4 separate regions of the Mus musculus genome follow, and regions 2, 3 and 4 are each linked to region 1. A link is a loop called in an ENCODE intact Hi-C map of the cell type or tissue named here. Cell type or tissue: left cerebral cortex. All regions are shown on one strand. Region 1 holds the start of Grid2 (glutamate receptor, ionotropic, delta 2). Region 2 overlaps Grid2 (glutamate receptor, ionotropic, delta 2). Region 3 has its middle 620 kb from the start of Gm22212. Region 4 overlaps Grid2 (glutamate receptor, ionotropic, delta 2).

Region 1 (5,000 bases):
TGTGTCACCCAAATTTCTTTAGATGCCCAAGTATTAGAATAGTGGTTCTGAACTATGACTACCTCTTAGGGGCACTTACAGAAGTGGGTTGGTTATAAATGCTAAGCTTTGGAGTTTTTGACTTAATTATACTTACACAAGCCCTTTGCAAAGAAGCACAGGTGTTCTTGTTTAGTTCTTGTTTCTTTGACACAAACTAGAGTCACCTGGGAAGAGAGAATCTCAATTGAGAAAGTGCCTCCAGATTGGTCTGTTGAGCATGCCAATATAGCATTTTCTTAATTTATAGCTGACATGTAAGGGTTCAACCCTCTGTCTAGCTTGCCACTTTAGGCAAGTGGGTAGCTCTGGGTTGATTAAGAGAGCAGACCCAGAAATCTGTGAGTAGGAAGCCAGTAAGCAGCATTATTCTATTGCCTCCAGGTTGTTGATTGACTTACTGTCCTGGCTTTCCTCAATGACAGAGAGTTAAAGACATGGAATTATAAGCCAAATAAACCTGCTTTTTCTGTTCAAGTTGGTTTGGTTTAGTCAATGTTTTGTCACAGAAACAGAAGGTACATAAAGGCACCTGATTATTCTATAGTGTGTTTATGATAGGAAACTACTAAATGGAGGATTTTGGAACAAATGCAATATTTTGTTTACGGTACATTAAAAGAAGTTTCTAGTAGATTATATGACCACAAATATATTTAGTTACTAGTTATCTCTAAGAACAGCACTGAATAAGGTTAGGATGGGATGACACAATTTTGTTCGAAGGTTTCAGCTATCAATCTTCTTCTAAGATATGATATTGCTGTGTCCATCTTAAATGATGACTTCCCAATTTCTCCTGATAGAACACACAGTGAGTCACTAGCTTTTAAAATGAACCATAGTCCTGTGTGGACATACACCCGTTTTTAAAAATTCATCATCTGTATCAACATTTATGGAAGTGCATCAAAATACTCTGAATAGTAGATGACATCAATAATAACATGAAGATCATCCGTATTGAATTCATGGTGGGGAAATGAACAGATGATGAAAAGTGATTGGGAAGTGCAGTCAGTGATGGCTTCCTGGAAGTACTGGTTTGTTCTAGATTCAGAAGAATTGAAATTCAACAACTGGGGCTCTGTGCAAATCAATGTTATCCAAAACATGTGTATAAGTCCCAACCATCAGTGAAGACATTGGTGAGCTCATTTTAAAGTAGTGTTTCTTTTAGACTCCATGGAAGACTGCATTGAGAGCCTAGGAGATGGGTGGGATTATTTCATACTCAAGGGTCGGGCAGTGTTTCATGAGTGACAGGTTTCTGCTCTTGAGGTGCTGAGGGACTTGAATGACTTTATTGTAATCCATGAGATACTGTTGATGTGAGCAGCAAAAGAACAAAACATTTTCTCGAACGTCCAGGGATGGAATTTACAAAATGAAGGAAAGTTAGGATATTTCAGACGCGAGAATAGGCAACTAAGTCAAATCATCAAGATAGTAGAAAAGGGGTCAGTGAGGAAACAGGAACAAAAGATCTTAGCCAGATTCACAATGAACTTGGGTTCTGATATCCATCCCCCAGGTAACAAGTTTCCCAGCCAGTGGACTACGTTTGTAATTGAAACAGTATCAGAGCTGTTAATAGCTGACCTCAGTTACACACTTGATTGAGTTAACAGAACCCCCTTCTGCAATAAGATGGAAGGATATAAACTAGTCATTAGAAGTCACCAAGAGCAGGGGTAAAGCTTGCACAAAATCCCTTCTTTTAAGGCCGGGACCTTACCTTACAGTGCATCTGCAGGCTCCCCAAGAACAGCAAGTAGCTTCCCTGTGGCTACTTAACTGCACAGGTGATTAACTTAATGCAGGATTTTGACGACTGAGGCTGTTTTGTTTGTTTTGTTTTATTGTCCTTAACATTTTTAGATATATATTTGAATGTCAAGACTGTCTGTTTTCTAACAGTATATCAAAATTCTTTCTGCATTTTGATTGCCTTAAAAACACCAGAGACCGAAAGGGGGGGGGGGGGAGCAACCCACTGTTTAAAGGTAATTAGCACGTTCTCCGCTTTTTATAACTTTATAATTGAAATCTCATTAAAAGCTTTCTAGGTCTTCTTTTCCCTAAGTGACTAGGTGTCCCTAATTTGTTCTTAGCCAATGTGACTAATTCCAGACGACGCCTAGAAAAAAGTCCGGTACCTGTTGGGGGATAGCAAGGTTAAATAAGTGGGGTGGCTTTTTAGGTTGTTTTTATAACCTACGGGGAAAAACAAAAACATCCAAAAAAAAAAAAAAAACCGTCAAGGCAGGTGGGGGACTTCACTGCCTTCTCTTTGAGTCCTGCCTTTCTCAGTCCGGGTGAAGATTCCCAGGGAATTGAGAGCGCGGTTTTGTTTCTCCCTTGTATTGCAGATAGGGGGAGGAGGTGGTTATTAGAAGCTCTTCCTCTCTCGGTTCCCCTCTCCGCCTGACAGCACCGCTCTCTTGCGGACTCGCTTCTCCTAGGTGATCCATTTCTAGGCAACGTGGGGCTGCAGCGGAGCTTGCCAGGCTGCTGTTGGCTTCCCGCATCCCGCCAGGCGAGCGGCTCGGGAGCATCCTGCAGCCGCGGCTCCGCGCGCCGGCCTGGCCCGCTGCTCGCTCCCGCCGGACTCCCCCGCCACCGCGCCCGCCGCGCCAGCTCCGGGGCCCGTCTCGCGCCGAAGGGGAGTATTCTCTGCATTACTAGCTGCATTACCTTCAAGTTCACTTTTGCCACCCCTCCCGAAGCGGACCTCCCCCTCCCCGCTGGAATCTGGCGACTCCGATCGCATCTTCATCCTCGCTGGTGGCACTGAGAGCTGGCCGCGAGGCGCCACGACCGCGCACGGCCCCGGGTGGAGGGGCTCGGCGGCGGGGGAGGGCGCGGGCACATCCGGCGCGGGGGTGCCCAAGTTGCGGCGGAGCTGGGACCCGCCACCGCGGCCCCCGTGCGGCCACGGCCACCGTCTGAGCGCCAGCCTCGCCCCCCGTCCGAGAGCAGCCAAGGCTGGATACATTTTTTAAAAAGCCCAACTGCAAACAACTCTGGCAATGCCAAAATTCCCCTCCGAGTGACAGGGCTTGGGAGGAGGCTGCCTCTGGCTGTGCTAGCTCTCGGGTCGCCCGTGCCTCTTCTGTGACCAGAAAAGATTGTGCTGTAAAGAGGGATTTGGAAATTAGGGGGAAAGCTGCACTCAACTCTATCCTGACCTCAAACTCTGTGGACCGCTTAAGAGAATATCTACGTCTTGGAAGCAAAGTCGTGGTCAAGGAGGATCGGCATCGGAGGATGGAAGTTTTCCCCTTGCTCTTGTTTCTGTCCTTCTGTTGGTCTCGAACCTGGGACCTGGCGACCGCTGATTCTATCATCCACATCGGTAAGACAGGGCTTCTGTGGCTTGTGGCGACTTTCCCTAACGTTTCCTTGGCTGTGATCTCTGCTTCCCCACCCCCTCGAGCCTCCGGCTGCTGCCAGAGTGGCCTAGGTTCGCTCCCCTCGGTGCCCGCGCTCTCACGGGCTCAGCTTTCCCTAAGCAGTGACTGAGCCTCGCGGCGCGGAGTGAGGCCGTGTGTGGAGTGCGGGCCGGGCACTAGAGGCTCACGCCTGCCTCCGCGCAGGAGTGTGGGGAGTGTGGGGACTCCGGGTGTGGGGAGAAGGAAGTTTGATTGACTCTATCTTCTCGATTTTTCCCGGATGTACATTTGAGCCATTAAAAAAAAATCATAGGGGGTAAGGCTGGCAGTGGCATCCGCGGGGGAGAGATGCGGGCTGGGGCCGGGGGCGCTCCCCGCGGCTCGAACAGGTGGTTTTGCATCCTGAGCGGCCGAGTCCGCTGCGGCGATCGATGCGGACTCCCAAGCTCGCCGTCCTCTGCGGTTCCCGCGACTCGGAGGCTGGAGAGGATGGCGGGGCACTCGCTCCCAGTCCGGGGCGTGGGAGACGCCAATGCCGGCGCAGGCCGCTCCGGTGCCCGGCACAGACACGGTGGCCTCTGACAGCCATCTCCAGAGCTGCTCCCGGGCGAGCTGAGTCCGGGCGCCCCGAGGCCCCGCGGGTCGCCAGGCTCCTGGCCCCACCTATTGGCGAGCCGAGCGTCCGGGCAACGTGGCTGGAGCGGCGGGGCTCGAGTCATTATCATGCAGGGTGCCCGCAGCGAGGGCTCCAACTCTTCTCACTTGCTAATCCCTGAGAGCTAAGTGGAGACTGGCTTTTGCAGCCTTTTTTTTTTTTTTTTTTTTTCCGCGTTAATGTGATGATTTCCTTTTCGGCAATTCGCCCCCTGGGCAAGCAAGGTTCATTTGCTGGGCTGCAGTGAGGCCCCTCTGGAGGATTTTTTTTTTTTTTCTTTTTTGGGTACAGGAGTTTTATCAGTACAAATGGTTTCCTGTTCTGCAAATCCTGGCGACAGATGGGTCACAGCTTCTTTGCCCTTCTACCGTGGCGCGCGCGCGCGCGCGTACACACACACACACACACACACACACACACACACACACGTGGCAGGTGAAGCAGCTGCAGGTGGTAGTTACTTCCAAGCAAGGGGCTTCTGTCTGGTGTGTTTGTGCCTGTGGTGGACAGATCTTCAGCTCCAGGGGGCTCCCTCTTTTGGTATTATAGGCTGTCTTTGTAAACATGTCTGCCATTCTCTATCATTTATTTCAATGGGACTATATGTCTCTGTGCAAGGGGTAATGAGGTCACAATTCAGAAAGCCTTGCCCTTGTGCATTAAGAAAATGAAGCATTACATAGCTGGCCTTCTGGATCCCGTTTTGCCTGGGGCTTACAGTGCCTGTAGGTTCAGAACTTTTCAGGAAGAAATCTCATTGAAGGGTTCAGTAACGCTCTGATAAGAGTTTGGAAATGAACCATGCTTTTCGTAAAGACATGACATGAATTTATGTCCAGTTGTAAGTGAGTAGAGCAGGACCGGGGGTGGGATTGCTATGCCTTTCTTTATATTCATTTGATGACTGGGGG
Region 2 (5,000 bases), 1.4 Mb after region 1:
TTACAGAGCTGAGCATTGCCTAGGAAAGAGCACCTGCTGTGTGGTTGTGGAGACATTCCGAGTACAAAATGAGAGCCCAGTGACCCATGAGAAATGATAACGGCCATTCAATGTGTACCCATAGCTTGCTCCAGCCATTTTTCATTTATTTTACTTGAATCCAAGTGTTCAAGAAGTCGGGTGGAGGGATCCTCGAGCAGCAGACAAGCTCACCCGGCCAATCGGAAGCTTCTGCATCATCACCATGCTTCCATCCCTGCAGTCCTCACTCCTGAGGGTCTACACTCGCTTTCAGGCATGGAAAGCTTAGAGGTTCTACTCAAACTACCAGCTGGTTACATCACCATCTTCCACTACTTTTGCTAAAGGGACCTCAGGCTCATTATACAGAAATATCAACTTAACAAACCCAATAAACAATCTCTTGTTATAAGCTTTTTTTTTCCTTCCCTCTGCACAAAATGAAGCAAACAGGGGAGGAAGGCTACGTCCATTTGCTTTTCTGTCAACTGTAGATGTTTCTTAATAATGTCGCATGTCAATGACGCAGGGACAGCTGAAAGCAGCCTAAGTTTGTTAGTCATGATGAAAGAACACCCACAGGAAACTTTTTCTTTTATTTATGGTTGTTACAAGTGTACAGCACAAGCGTGCTTGTGGAGATTAGAGGATGACTTTGTGGATTTTATGCACTCCCGACTTTCCAAGGATTCTGGGGATTAAAGTTGTCCTGCAAGTTTGCTGAGCCATCTCATGAGCCCTGAAAGATACATTTTAAAGGTAGAAGGACTTGATTTAACTTGTAGTCCATGGTTAGCTGTCTACATTGTTTGTAGACATGTGGTGAGGCAAAATATGGTGGCAGAAGTACATGGAAGCAAAGCTGCCCACCTCATGCTGGTGAGGAAGCTGGGAGAAGATGGGCAAAGTACCCTTTTCTAGATATAGCTCCATCAAATCACTTCTTCCACCCATTGATGAGGTGCAAATCACTGCGTCCTAGCACCACTAGCGAGGACCGTGCCTTCATTACGTGAGCCTTTGGGAGTATGCTGTATATGCAAACCATAAGTTGCAGATGCAGTTAGTATGTCTAACCTCATCAGCATCACAGCTCAATTGCATGTGACTCCATAGCAATCTCATTGACCATATATGACTGACAGAGAGCCAGACTTTAATGCAGGCCCACAGCAGTGAAGGCTTGGGAAGCAGGGAGAAGCTGGAAGAGTTAGGGAACATGCTATTACAGCAGGGGCCAATCATGTTAAACCTGCAAAAACTTACATGGATAAAAGAAGTATGCACTGTCAGTGAAGACAATTGTTTTTATATTACTAACAATATAATCAGCAACTGAGTTCCACCCCTCGATTGCTTACCTCATTGCTTCTGGCCAAGATGCAATTTAGGATTTGATCTTAAAAAAAAAAAAAAAGGCTCAAATGCTCATAAAAAGAATCCCATGCTCATAAATGACTGCACTGCTTCCATCTTGCCTCTCAATTGGCCTGTTGCTGGCACACGTAAGTGTGGAGACTTCGGGTTTAAACCTATACTGGTTTTGTTTTTATATATTTTCTTGTCAGTGAATAAACTACTTTCTTCCTTTCATTTCTCCACATCATGGTCTGGTGCTCTAATGAGTCTCGCACAGTTCCGGGCAGTACTGGTTCTTGGGAGAAAGGTTTGTGTAGCATTATTGATTGCAGCTCTCTTGGGCGGGGGGACAGTGATTTACACGCTGCCTCCTGTGTGGCTGGGAACTGGCTGCACACTGACAAGGCCTTTTGTGGCATCCTCAGTTTCAAAAAGAGATCCAGCAATAGAGCTGGCTGCATTGAAATGAGAGTATCCTCACCGCAAGTCACATTCTATCCCTGGGTCACACTTGGGTCGGGAACAGGTGAGTGGAGACATGGCTAGGAGCACACTAAGTGGGTGATACTGAAATTGAGGCTGCTCCACCATCCTTACAGGCTATAACCTTGGCTCGACCTTCTGAAAGCTTCATGCTGTCACTGCTCTCTGCGCCAGACTTTCTCCATAGTGCTCCCAATGCTTTGAGTTCTGTCCTGTACTCAGGCTGCTGTGACAAAATACCACAGACTGGTTGTCTTAAAAAACAGAAATTGATTTCTCATAGTTCTGGAAGTAAAAGTGAAAGTGCTGGTCAATTTAATTCTTTGTAAGGACTCTCTTACCACTCTTCGGGTGGTTGACTTTTTGATCAGGGTAGAGGTGGATCTAATCTTATCAAGAGGATCCCACCATCATGATCCCACCTAACTTCTATTAAAAGGTACCCCTCCAAAAAAATCATACTGGGGATAGGGCTTTGCATGAGATTATGAGGAAAGAGACATAACATTTTATTCAGCTATATACACTAGAATTATGTCTATATTTTTTAACAGAATATCAAATTTAGGCGTGTGAAATTAGGCAGCACTGTAAGTGTGAACTCAACTACTGCACAAGCACAATTTAGTTCAGAAAATAGAAATGAAAGCTCTGGAGAAAGGATAGTATATGTTGACACAGGCCTGTAAATCAGCACTCAGGAGGCAAAAGCAAGGGGACTTGAGTTTGAGGGTAACCCTGACTGATATCCCAAAACAGAAACATTCTTAAAAAAAAAAAAAAAAAAAAAAAAAAAAAAAAAAAACCTAGTCTTTATAATGATTACAAAAATAGCCAGCCTCTACTAAAATGTTGCCTCGGGTCAGCGAGCATGCTGAGCACCATGCACGGGCAACATGACAAGACATCGATCAGAAGAGCTGATCCTCTGAGGATCCATGTTACTTAGTCTGCATGCGCTAGTAGAGCACTCTCTGTGCTCGACTCTTTCAGTAGTGCTTGAAATGCTTTGAGTTCTGTCTTGTACTCAGGCTGCCATAACAAAATACAACTCTCAGAAATTAAAGGGAGAGAAATCTATCTGCCTAACTTTAATATTCCTGATCTCAAACAACACAGTCTCCTATTCCAAAAGGAATCTATCTTTAAATTATTTTCCTTCCTTTCAATTTACCAAGTCCTTATCTGTTCCTTGCTGACAATCTCTGACTTCTCTTTAGTCATCAATCATTTATTATGCATGCCTTCCAGCCATACAAAAGATTGCAAAAGTTAAATCCATATCTATTTTCTGTCTGTGTATACTCCTCAAAACACCTAGAAGCAGCCATTGTAGTTTCAGTTTTTTGTTGGAACACATCCTGATTCTTATCCAAACCACAATTTAAGTTGAAAATGTATTTAGGGCACTAGAGCTAGCAAATACCACAGCTTATCAAAACAGCATGATGTCAAGTGTTGGGTATGATGCTGATAAGACCACCATAGGGTAGAAAATAGGATAAAAATAGAACTCAACAAAGATGCTATTAGTGATGAGATCTGATGTCCTCTGATGCTCTTTGATACACCTCACAAGAGTATGCCTACAAGAAGCCTTTGGGCAGACCTGAAGGAAAACAGAGTCCATATGCTGTGGTAAGATCTCAGAGTCCTAAGAACTTTGGCCAATGCTCTCAGGCTATAATTATTGACATTAAATGTTATTCTCTTACTTATCCCCCCTCTCTATCCCTCCCCCTGTGTGTGTGTCCCATCAAAGACAACCTCAAGTGTGAGTCCTTACTTCTACCTTTTGTAAGACATGTTTTCTTGCTTACTACTGTATGTGCCAAGCTAGATGGCATGTAAGCTTGCAGGTATTCTCTCTCTCTGACTCCCACTTTGCTCTAGGAGCTTTAATATTACAGACAGAGCCTACTCTATCAGCTTTACATAGGTTCTGAAAATTCTAATTCAAGTCCTCACACTTGTATAGCAAGCGCTGAATCACTTAACCACTCCCTATTTCTTATATACTCTACCTAAGGTATTCATCTAGCACAAGCTCTCATATGTAAGCTCTACTGAAAAGCCAGACATTTATAGACCATCAGAGACTCCCACTACCATAGACCCTGGTTCTTCAGATGGCAAGGAATTCAGTTCCATATTTTTGTGTCCACTGACTCATGCATGTTACAGGTCCTATATCAGGGCTCAGTAGATTAGCATGCCTCTTTTTCTGTTAACCTGTAGGAACATATCTTCAAAATGTAGTCAGCATAATCTCCTAGAATATAGCTGCTCACAAAGATAAAGCCAATTTGATGAGAGCCACGAATAGGGTTGATTCTCACATGACCTTTGTTGCTATGGTTGCAGGTTTATTTATTGTACATGGAACGCCATTATTTGAACTGATCTATGTAGCATGAGTTTTACTTCAATGATTTTTTTAATGAAAAAGCATTATCCTCTTATTTTTCTCATCTAGAAACAGCATAAAGATTCCTTAAATTTTACTAATATTACGAGCATTTAGGGATCTGAAATATAACCAAATATACAAATGGGAAATTTGTAGCTCTACATTTATTCAGTCAGGTTCTTATCAACATTTCAGATCCCTGCAAAACTGAGTTGCTTTCATTTCTAGTTCACCCGAGGTTTTGAGCAAATTTGAAAAGCTGATTATCTCTAGTTTAAAGTTGAGAAATACTAGAATTTTCCAAGGCCTATATTTGTGTACATATGGGTATAGAGAAGACAGCCACTTAGTCCCTCTGGCAGTTGTTATCAGTACTGAATGGCTCTCAATTTTTTACCAAGCATGTTCTCTGAGTTATTGGAGCTTCATATAATACCACGCAGTAAGTAAACATGGCCATGCACACAGGTTTTCCTTTATCATGGAAAGCAGCAAGCAGCGCTCATAAGCATCATAGTACTGTAGGAATCACCATCCCTCTCAGAACAGTGATGTAGCCACACCACCTCATTTTATCCAGCCACAGAGACATCAAAAAGATGGACTACTGCCTCTATACAGGTTGGAAATTTTTCTTTCTAATAACTACTGAAAACTTCATTCCTGTAAGCAGCCAATCTTGCTGGTTGAAGAAAATAGATGCATTATCTGAGGTAATAGATAAGTC
Region 3 (5,000 bases), 680 kb before region 1:
CTTGCATTTGCCTACAAATGGAAGTAGACAATCAGAAAAACCCAACAAGAACCATCCCTTCTATAAATAGATCAAGCTGTAGGATAATACAGTACTCTGATATTCTCTCTCTCTCTCTCTCTCTCTCTCTCTCTCTCTCTCTCTCTCTCTCTCTCTCTCTCTCTCCCTCCCTCCCTCCCTCCCTCCCTCCCTCCCTTCCTTCCTTCCTTTCTCTCTTCCTTTCCTTTGGCTTCTTCAGATCATCCTCTAGCGCTTGTCTTTCAATTCTTCCTCCTTCCCTTGAAATAGACCATGAGAAAGAATAGTTCTGTGACACACTAGGTGATCTTACTCACAGAGCCCTGGGCTTCATTACCAACTGTGAGGGGGAGTCTATTAGAATATTTGTTTCAACGAGTTTGGCTCTAGAAAACTATTATATTGTAAGCTAAACAAAATTTCCTGCATCTAGCCTGATTTATCTCATTTTCCCTGTGCCTAGCCCACAACAAGAAGATTTCTGGAATAAATATTCAGCTTTACATTATCAGTGAAATTAGCCAAATTTTAAGGATTTTAATGATATGAATCAGGAGAATTTTGAACCTCTCTAGTCTAAAATTGATTTACAGTATTGAATTTCATCATTCCCCTTGAGCAGTTTCCTCAAATTTATTATCACTCTGTAGTATATTTTTGTAATCTAGATAGGAAGCAAACATGATAAATGCAACATGGATTTCTTCTTGTTCAAACAGGGTTACCTTGTAGGCTTTCTGGATTGAGGCAGCCCAAGTGGAAATTTAAATTCCTATCATATACAGAAAAATAAACAGAGAAAACAAAGCATCACACAACAACAACATAAACAATATAAAAGGACTTAGAAAGCCATGGCATTTTTAGCTTCTCTAGACTTCCACAAATAGAAACCAAAACAAAAGCAGGGGTTCCCAGAGCATGATGAGACAGAAATAGAAGTGGATGAGTGTGGATCAATTCTGCCACAGATATTGAAAAATGAGCATATAGATGCTACTAGAAAGAGGAGAGTACACATCTCTGCCTGGTCCCCACCCTACCCTGTAGACCCATCCCACCTCAGATGTTGCAGATGCTATGGGCAGCAGCTTGTCTAGCACCTGTCACCCTATCCTTTGGCTCCCAGTTAAGATCTGTGCTTTCACAAAATGGCCTCTCTTGCGGCAAATTCTTCTGAGCTTCCTAGGTCTATCCATCTCAAAATGTCAGTTCCCAGTGTAGTTTGTGTAGTGTTGGAGACACATGACTGGCAAAACTGCAAGTCCCTTTAGAAGCCAGTAAAAGTTTTCATTCAAAAGCATGCCTTCAAAATAAAACAGAATTGTCATTGAGGTCTTATACTCCATCCTTAGCCTGTTATGAGAAATTGCAGTAAGGTTGCAGGTGAACACGTGATGGCTCCGAAACAGCAAAGCAGCAGGCTCCAGCGGTGGGCGTGGCAAAACGATTGAGCGGCAAGCTCCACCCCTGAGCAAGCAGGTTTCAGGCTGGGGAGGGGAGGCTACAATTGACCTTATCACATGGCAACAAACCTCATCCAAATCTTACATGAAGGTTGCAGCTATTTTGAAGATGCTACTAACCAAGATAATGACCAGTACATGTGGCTATGGGCATAGTGATGGGATCACTTGTTAACCAAGTCACACAGTTGCTTCTATTTTGATGAGGTTAACAGAAAAAATGGTGTGAGAAAGTCACATGACTATTTTCTGCCTATGGTGAGCTCAACTACACAATAAAACAAACACATTCCCTTTCACACCATGCATCCCTTTGAGCTCTACAAATGTTGTAGATTAAGTGTTGTTTACAACAACAACAACAACAACAAAACACACAAGTAATATTAACATGGATATAGCAAGAGAAAATTTCCTCAGTTAAGTTGCTCCAAAATACCAATCCAAAGAAATAGAAGCAATTCCATGGTCTTAAAGTAACAAATGAAAGCTCATATGGATTATCACAAACTTTGATTGTGAGCACCAAATGATGGAGTCTGGGTTTTATTTAACTCTGGCTCTCAGCTCTGAGGTCTATGGTATTGTGGGAAGGGAGATCATGAAATAAATAGAACGACTGTGATGGTGTGTCTGGTACCCATAGGTGGCGATATTGCTCTGGGAGTATATCGAGGGATTGACCAAGAAGTGACTGGTGGAATTTTGTCCAACCTGAACGTTGGTGGACGGTGAACAGAGAGATCTGTGACTTTCCATGTTCTTAGAAACTTAAGACCCCTAAAAATCAACTCCTTATAAATATTTAATATTTATTTAAAACATTTGGCAGCTGTTGGTGGTGCTATTAACCAGTTAGGGAAGGAAAAAAAAAAAAAAAAAAACTGACAGAATACAATATAGACTAGAACCAAACCAAACCAAACCACACTTTTCATTCTTTCTCCCAAATCTTATCTAATTTCCCATGCTTTGTGAAGGAAATCCTGTGGTAATGGAAATAAGGGATAAGAGAGAGTATTCAGCACAGTATCATTTAGCTCTTTACCGTATGGATCCTTCAGTAAGAAATAAATGGAAAAAGAACCCAAGAAAGTGAAGCATTGTAAGAAACAGGCTATTCCTTTGCAGGAATGCAAAGTTCCTTGCCTGCAAACAATAAATCCAAGGCAAGAAAGATAAAGGTACATTCTGGAGGGTCCCCCAACAGGTCCCGAGATTAAATGTTTCCATTCTTTCTGGTGGTCCTTGGGGCTTCAGCCTCCCCCCCCCACTCAATACCAGATCATGTTCCCCTCTCTCTGACCCCCCAACCCCTTTTCCTCCCAGGTCCCTTCCTCCGCACTTGTGATTAGTTTCTTCTCCCTCCCAAGTGGGGCTGAGGTATCCTCACTTGGTCCCTTCAGCTTGTAGACCTTTTTGTGTTCTGTGGACTGTATCTTGGACATTCTGTATTTTTTTCTAGTATCCACTTATTACTAAGTACATACCATGTATTTCCATTTGGGTCTGAGTTACCTCACTCAGTATGATATTTTCTAGTTCCATCCATTTGCCTGAAAAACTCAGGATGTCCTTGTTCTTAATAGCTAAGTAGTATTCCATTGTGTAAATGAAACACATTTTCTGTTTTCATTCTTCTTTTGTGGGACATCTGGGTGGTTTCCAGGTTCTGGTTACCACAAATAAGGCTGCTATGAACATAGAGTAGAACATGTTCCCCTGTGGCATGGTGGGGAATCTTTTGGGTATATTCCCAAGAGTGGTATTGCTGGGTCTTCAGGTAGATCTATTTCCATTTTTCTGAGGAACCTCAAGATTGATTTCCAGAGTAGTTGTATCAGTTTGCAATCCCACCAGCAGTGGAGAAGTGTTACTCTTTTTCCACATTCTTGCCAACATGTGTTGTTACCTGAGGTTTTGATCTTAGCTATTCTTATTATTGTAAGGTAGAATCTCAGTGTTGTTTTTATTTGGATATCTCTGATCATTAAGAAATTTGGACATTTCCTTGGGTGCTTCTCAGCCATTCAAGATTCCTCAGTTGTGAATTCTCGGTTTAATTCTATACACTGTTTTTTGATTGGGTTGTTTGGGATTTTTTGGTGGTTAGCTTCTTGAGTTCTTTATATATTTTGGATACTAGCCTTCTATCCGATGTGAGGGTTAATGGAGATTTTTTTCCAGGACTCAAAGGGAGGGAATCTAGATGGCCCTACAATGTGGAGAGGGAACTTGTACAGTCCACTTCCAGAAGAAAGACAGGGCATCTAGTGAGGGATAGGGTTGCTATACCACAGACAAAATTCTGATCCATAATTTTTCCTGTCTGAAAGAACTGCAGGAATGGAAATGGAGAAAAGCCTGAGGAAAAGAAGGTCCAGCAACAGGCCCAAAGTGGAATCCAGCTCAATGGGAGACACCAAGGCCTGACACTATTACTAAGGCTATGGAGTGCTCACAAAAAGGGACATATCATGACTGCCCTCTGAAAGACTGAACAAGCAGCTGAAACAGTCAGATATTTGAACTGCTGGCTCCTGTTGTTGAATTAAGGAAAAGCTGGAAAAGTTGAGGAGAAGGGTAGAGGGTGACTCTGTAAGAGGACCAGCAGTTTCAATTAACCTGGACCCCAAGATCTCTCAGACACTGGATCACCAACTAGGGAGCATACTCCAGCTGAATGAAGTGTAAACCCACTGAATGAAGTGTTTCTATGATTTTTGTAAGCATGTTTATGATTGATGTGTAAAAGGACCAATCTTTTCTAAAATTTAATGTTGCATCCTACCATAGGTTGAAAGTTTTGAACATTTCTAGGTTTTGGTGGAATCTTTTGTACAATATTAAAACATCTGCAAATAGGGATAATTTGACTTTTTTTTCTATTTGTATCCATTTAGTTGCTTTTTCTTGTCTTACTGCTCTAACTAGGTCTTCTAGTGTTATATTAAGAAAAGCATGTTCATAGTGATATTCCTGTCATATTACTAATCTGATTTTAATGGTATTCAAGTTTCTGTTCATTTAGGAAGATGTTAGTGGGAGGCTTGTAATGTATAACCTTTATTATGTTAACATATTTTCTCTCCTCATATTTTCTATAGAAATTTTGTCATGATGTCATGTTGGACTGCTGTCAAAGGTCTTTTCAGCATCTATTATGATGATTATGTGACTTTCGCTGTTAAATCCATTTATATGATTTTGTAGACTTATGGGATTACATCTGTTGAAGTATACCCAAACTCCATATGATCATGATATATAACTTAGATGGATGTCTACATTCAGCATGTTTTTTTCCTTGAAAAATTTTGCACCCACCTATTCTCATCATGGATATTGATTTGCAATTTTTTGGTTTCTTTTATAGCTACCTGACTTTAGAATTAGAGTAATTCTGGTTTCATAGGAGTTTAGAACTTCTCTTATTTCTACTTTTTAATATAATATGAGAAATATTGAATGTGGTTGGTTAAAAGCTTAGTAGTAATTCTGCTGTGAATCCATCTG
Region 4 (5,000 bases), 1.4 Mb after region 1:
TTGCTACGGTTGCCTTAGTGACCTTTCACAACCTTTACAGATGTTAGCACCAGCCATGTCTAAGGATTCAACCTAGCCCATCATACCCCAGAACCAACAAAGGATATCCAAAGCCAAGGGACCAGCAGCTTTGTTTTCGCAAAGCTATCACAGTGCAAACCTCCACAAATCCAGATGCCATCTTGAAAAAGACCCAAGGAAGGAAGGGACCTAAGATTCATGAGCCTCTCAGATAGATGGCTATAAATCTAGAGATGTTTTACATTATTAGAGCCGATTAAATTTTAGATCACACTAAGCTAAATTTGGTTTTATCGCCCTATGCAGTGACTGTAGTCCTCAGGAGGAAGATGAACTAAAGCTATGCAAAAGCTATGTTTTCTTTGTATGCCCAATGTATACTATGAACAAGTTTATAGTCCCACTATGATTGCATTGCTTTGTTTAGGGGAAGCCTGCAGATGGCCATTTCTCTAAGCTTCTTAACAAATCCCTGAGAAATAAAAGAACCAGACAGTCATCCTTTCAATGTGTGTGTGGGAAGCAATGTGTGGTGGGGGGAGAAATGTGTTGGACAGACCTGCATTCCAGGTGATGTGGGTCACAAAAAAAAAATCACTCAATCAGGACAGCAATGAGACTGTAGTGAATGCAGAAAATGTGTGGCATTCCCACTCTGGGTCAGTGTCCCTCTGCTGTGGAATGAGATGGGGAGGGGGGAGGAGCAGTGTCTGTCATCCTTTCCATGATGATAGCTTTTGTCTCTAGAAAGTAGGAAAATGAAAAACTCTTGCATTCAGTTTAGGGTTTGTTTGTTTGTTTGTTTGTTTGTTTCTAGACTAGTAGAACTGACTTAGCAGGCAAGTGACATTTTTTCCCCTCAGATAACCGGAGATATTGTATCAAGGCTCCCTAGGAACTTAGCAAATGGCCATGATTCCCATGAAACTTGAAAGGCCCATAACCTGCTGTTCTCTGCAGGTAGGGATTGGCACGCACCTCCCATCCACCACACCACCACCACCCCGAAACCTCTCTCCTTACAAATAAATTGATCTTGGAAATCAATGCCTAGAGTAGATGTTCAAGGTGGTAAGTGATCAATGGGTTAGAGAAGCCCCACACTGAAATGAAGCTATTATCTTCAAAGTGAACAAACCGCTTCTTTCTCCAAGGCCCTGAACAGGCAGACTGCTTTTATTTGAATATGAAAGGAGGGCCGGTTGCTTCCCAGCCTTCTCCTGCAATTTGCTCATTTGCATCAAGGTTCTCATGATGCCCAGCTGAGCACGGAACCGGTTTCAAACTGAACCTTCCAATATTTTTGCCGCTCAGTGAGCGTGCAAATATTTGAACACTTGGGAAAGGAAAGAAATGCAATGTTCTTATGAGTGAGTCCATCGTGTATTCTTTTTTGTTTTTTCTCCTTGCATCCTAAAGTAGAAATTCCTTTTATTGAATTTCTAGCAATTCGAAACAAAAAGTATGTAGTAATAGTAACAATAGCAATTTTTTATTGCTTTTATTTGTTTACAGTCCAGTCGTTGCCTCCCTCCGGGTCCCCCCTCCCACAGTTCCTCATCCCATTCCTCCTCCCACCTGTCTCCAAGAGGATGTCTCCACTCCTCCCCCACCAGGCCAGGCCTCTGCACTCCTTGGGACCTCCAGTCTCTCAAGGGTTAGGTGCATCTTCTCCCACTGAGGCCAGACCAGGCAGTCCTCTGCTGTATATGTGTCAGGGCCAAGTACCAGCTCGTGTATGTTGCCTGGTAGATGGCTCAGTGTCTGAGAGATCTCTGGGGTCCAGGTTAGTTGAGACTGCTGGTCTTCCTATGGGGTTGCCCTCCTCCTCAGCTTCTTCCAGCCTTTCTCTAATGCAACCACATGGTCCCCGACTTAAGTCCAATCATTGGGTGTAAAAATCTGCATCTGCCTCAGTCAGCTGCTTGTTGGCCCTCTCAGAGGTCAGCCATGCTAGGCTCCTGTGTGTAAGCAGACAGCATAGCATCATCAGTAATAGAATCAGGCCTTGAATCCTCTCCTTGAGCTGGATTCCAAGTTGGGCCGTCACTATACCTGCTTTTCCTCAGTCTCTTCTCCTTTTTTGTCCCTGCAGTTCTTTTTGACAGGAACAATTCTGGGTCAGAATTTTTGACTGTGGGATGGCAACCCCATTCCTCCACTTGATGACCTGTCTTTCTACTGAAGGGCATTTCATCTAAGGTCTCTCACCTCCCAGTTCTCTCCTACCCTCTAGAGGTACTTTCACCTCCCACCCACCCCGGAGGTTGCATATTTCCACCCTGCTGGCCCTCAGGACTTCTCTCTTGTCCCCCATAATCCCATACCTGATCATATTCCCCTTTTCCCCTCACCCTTCCTTCTCCCACCCAGATCCCTCCCTCCCTCTGCCTCCTGTGATTATTTTATTCGCGTATTCTTAATGAAGAGGAATATGCCAGAACTGGTCTGAAAAAAAAAACAACAGACGCGCTCGCTTGGACGCACGTGTATGCTCAAGCGACAGAGAGTAAACACACACACACACACACACACACACACACACACACACACACAAGCACTCTGACGATCTAACCTAGCTTTCAAGCTGCACTCTCCTCCCACGTCCCAAGCAAGATAGCACCATCCATTGTGTGCTATGCGCGGGTCTCCTCAATTCTCTTTACAATGGCCCTCGAAAGAAAATGCGACTGTCATTACCCTGACCTTTAAAATGGCAAGAATTTTTCTCACTGAATTTCAAGAAAAGGTTTGAGCCATCTAATCGCGTATCCCAATCTAGAAGCTAATCTTGTGACTAATAGTTAAAGGAGTTTATGGCACAAGTGTCTGCTTCCTGCGTTTTAATCTCGCCCACAGGAAACCATGGTTGCAGGGACGCTTAGACCTGTGTGAGCCAATACTGCCACCTTGTGGAACTCTTTAGCATAACAGAAAATCCTGCTTTCCCTAAGGCCCAAGATTTTATTGTTAGATTCTTGAATTCACACACACACATACACACACACACACACTTTATATCTAAACGTCGAAACTCTCCTCTAGGTGTGCTTTCAAGTTCCACTTAAAAAAGTACTGTGAAGATTTACACGAATTCATTTCGTTGTTTTTTTTTTTTAAAGAAAGAAGTTTACAGTTTACTGACCTTACTCCAACTGCTCCTTATATAAAGTGTTTCTAAATGATAAAGGGGTATGATGAGACTCCAATGGAGCTTCTAGAAGCATTTAATAGGAAGGATGTGCAGAATTCCGGGTCTACAAGCCTTACCGTGTTCTATCCCGAGCCAGCCTGTATCCTACCTAGAATGTGGTGTGGCATGCTCAGAATGTGGCTGGTGGGTGACTGGAGAATTCTATGACTCAATTTCTCCATATATCTTTGAAGCAAGGGTCTTGCTACAGTGCCACAGCCACCTGAGCTGTGTCGTCGTGAGGTCTACCGAGTACAGAGACCTTTGTGGCTTCTCAGAACTTGAAGGGCTTCCAGACAGGACACTCCATTCTCTCCTTACCCTGTGGTCTTCACTTACTTACACAAACTTAAAACTCCACAACCAAAGTCTTCCCATGGACTGCATCTAACCCCATTAGAATTTAAATAGCTGAAGTATAATTTGTATAGTTTGACATTTGTTTCTAAGTGAAAATATTCCTCAAATATCAAGAAACACTGAGAGGCTGTGAGCCAACATAAGTGAATGGAACACAGGTTTCAGACGTGATTAAGGGAAAGCTAGGAGGTTGTAATCCGATCCTCTGTGAATGAGAGGACTAAAGCCTCACAAAGTGGAGACACTGGAAGTCCTGCCAGGTCGCTCTGCCTGAACGAACAGTCGAACTGTCGTGGTGGGGAATTAATTTTGTGCACAAGGAATGTTTGGCATGAGTCTCTCCTGAAATATTTATTGCATGGATGGATGGATTCATAGAAAATGGAATAAATTATAAAACGGCCTCAGTGAGTGAGAGCAGAGCCGCCATAGCAAAATTATGCATATTCAACCAATAAATGCCCGCCTGCACTCCAGGGATAGAGCAAATGGGCTTCTCGAGAAAACTCAGTAGTCACAGGTCACAGGCAACCGTGGAAGAAACTTCAGCATCCCAGACACTGACCAGTGTGATGATAGAGGGGCGTGGCTAGCGCTGGGGTCCTTGGTCTTCTGTATCCATATGCTCACGGAGTCATTAAAGATCACAGATTTCCTGAAAAGGAGAGATGTGTCTGCACTGAACTCATGAGACTTCATTTTTTTTTCTTGTCACTGTGCCCTAAACAGGACAACATAACGACTATTTAGATGGTCCTGTGATTTTTATATAACTGGAAATCAAAGGATATAAGGGGTGATATATGAGCAATTTGCTGTTGCTGAGATAAAACACCATGAGAGGGATTATGTGACTCTTGGTTGCAGAGGGATCAGAGTCCATCAGAGCAGGGAGGCAGGCAGCAAGTAGCAGGCATTACAGCAGGAGAGCTCCCAGCTTTAATTGCAAGGACAAAGCAGAAAGAGAACTGAAGAATGGAATGAGCCTTTAAGCTCTAAAAAGCTCATCTCGAAAGAGAGGCCCATTGGACACGCAAACTTTATATGCCCCAGTACAGGGGAACGCCAGGGCCATAAAAGGGGAGAGGGTGGGTAGGGGAGAGGGGGTGGGTGGCTATGGGGGACTTTTGGTATAGCATTGCAAATGTAAATGAGCGAAATACCTAATAAAAAATGGAAAAAAAAAAAAAAAAAAAAAAAGCTCATCTCCAGTGATGTACTTTCTCCAGTAAGGCCACACCTCTTAAATCTTCCCAAGGGATTCTCCAAATAGGGAGTCAAATGTTCAATCACATGAGCCTACTGGGGGACATTTTCACTCAGAACACCACAGATGGTGTGTATCTGGGGAAAGAGTGTTCTAGGTAGTCAACATGTCATCTTACGTAAGCGCCCTGAGTTTCCTCCAGCTTTGAAATCCACTGGG

What was found. Peaks named below come from ENCODE experiments on the same cell type or tissue, not always from the same donor. Only the 100,000 strongest peaks of a DNase experiment are listed, where the experiment ranks them.
Region 2: it touches region 1 in a loop (3-fold over the local background); 5 of 42 quality-filtered maps call a loop at or near these places.
Region 3: it touches region 1 in a loop (3.0-fold over the local background); 2 of 42 quality-filtered maps call a loop at or near these places.
Region 4: a loop joins it to region 1, with 7 times the contacts of the local background. A loop is called at or near these places in 6 of 42 quality-filtered maps.

What each region holds. Positions count from the first base shown.
Region 1 is chr6:63,253,548-63,258,547 of GRCm38, forward strand. Grid2 (glutamate receptor, ionotropic, delta 2) reads left to right here and starts at 2,459. Exons shown (of 16, transcript NM_008167.3): 1 at 2,459-3,397. The coding sequence starts at 3,310. In left cerebral cortex, a CTCF peak has its summit at 2,424; DNase peaks (open chromatin) are centred at 2,667, 3,062, 3,452, 4,018 and 2 more places; H3K4me3 peaks cover 3,232 bases; H3K27ac peaks cover 2,282 bases.
Region 2 is chr6:64,632,670-64,637,669 of GRCm38, forward strand. All of the region lies in intron 14 of Grid2 (glutamate receptor, ionotropic, delta 2), which reads left to right. Among named protein-coding and RNA genes, the nearest start is that of Gm35851, 94 kb to the right of the region's middle. In left cerebral cortex, no CTCF peak of the experiment used is centred here; no DNase peak of the experiment used is centred here.
Region 3 is chr6:62,574,265-62,579,264 of GRCm38, forward strand. No RefSeq gene overlaps it. Among named protein-coding and RNA genes, the nearest start is that of Gm22212, 620 kb to the right of the region's middle. In left cerebral cortex, a CTCF peak has its summit at 2,135; a DNase peak (open chromatin) is centred at 2,145.
Region 4 is chr6:64,647,180-64,652,179 of GRCm38, forward strand. All of the region lies in intron 14 of Grid2 (glutamate receptor, ionotropic, delta 2), which reads left to right. Among named protein-coding and RNA genes, the nearest start is that of Gm35851, 79 kb to the right of the region's middle. In left cerebral cortex, a CTCF peak has its summit at 2,930 (motif pointing left); a DNase peak (open chromatin) is centred at 2,875; H3K4me3 peaks cover 392 bases; H3K27ac peaks cover 331 bases.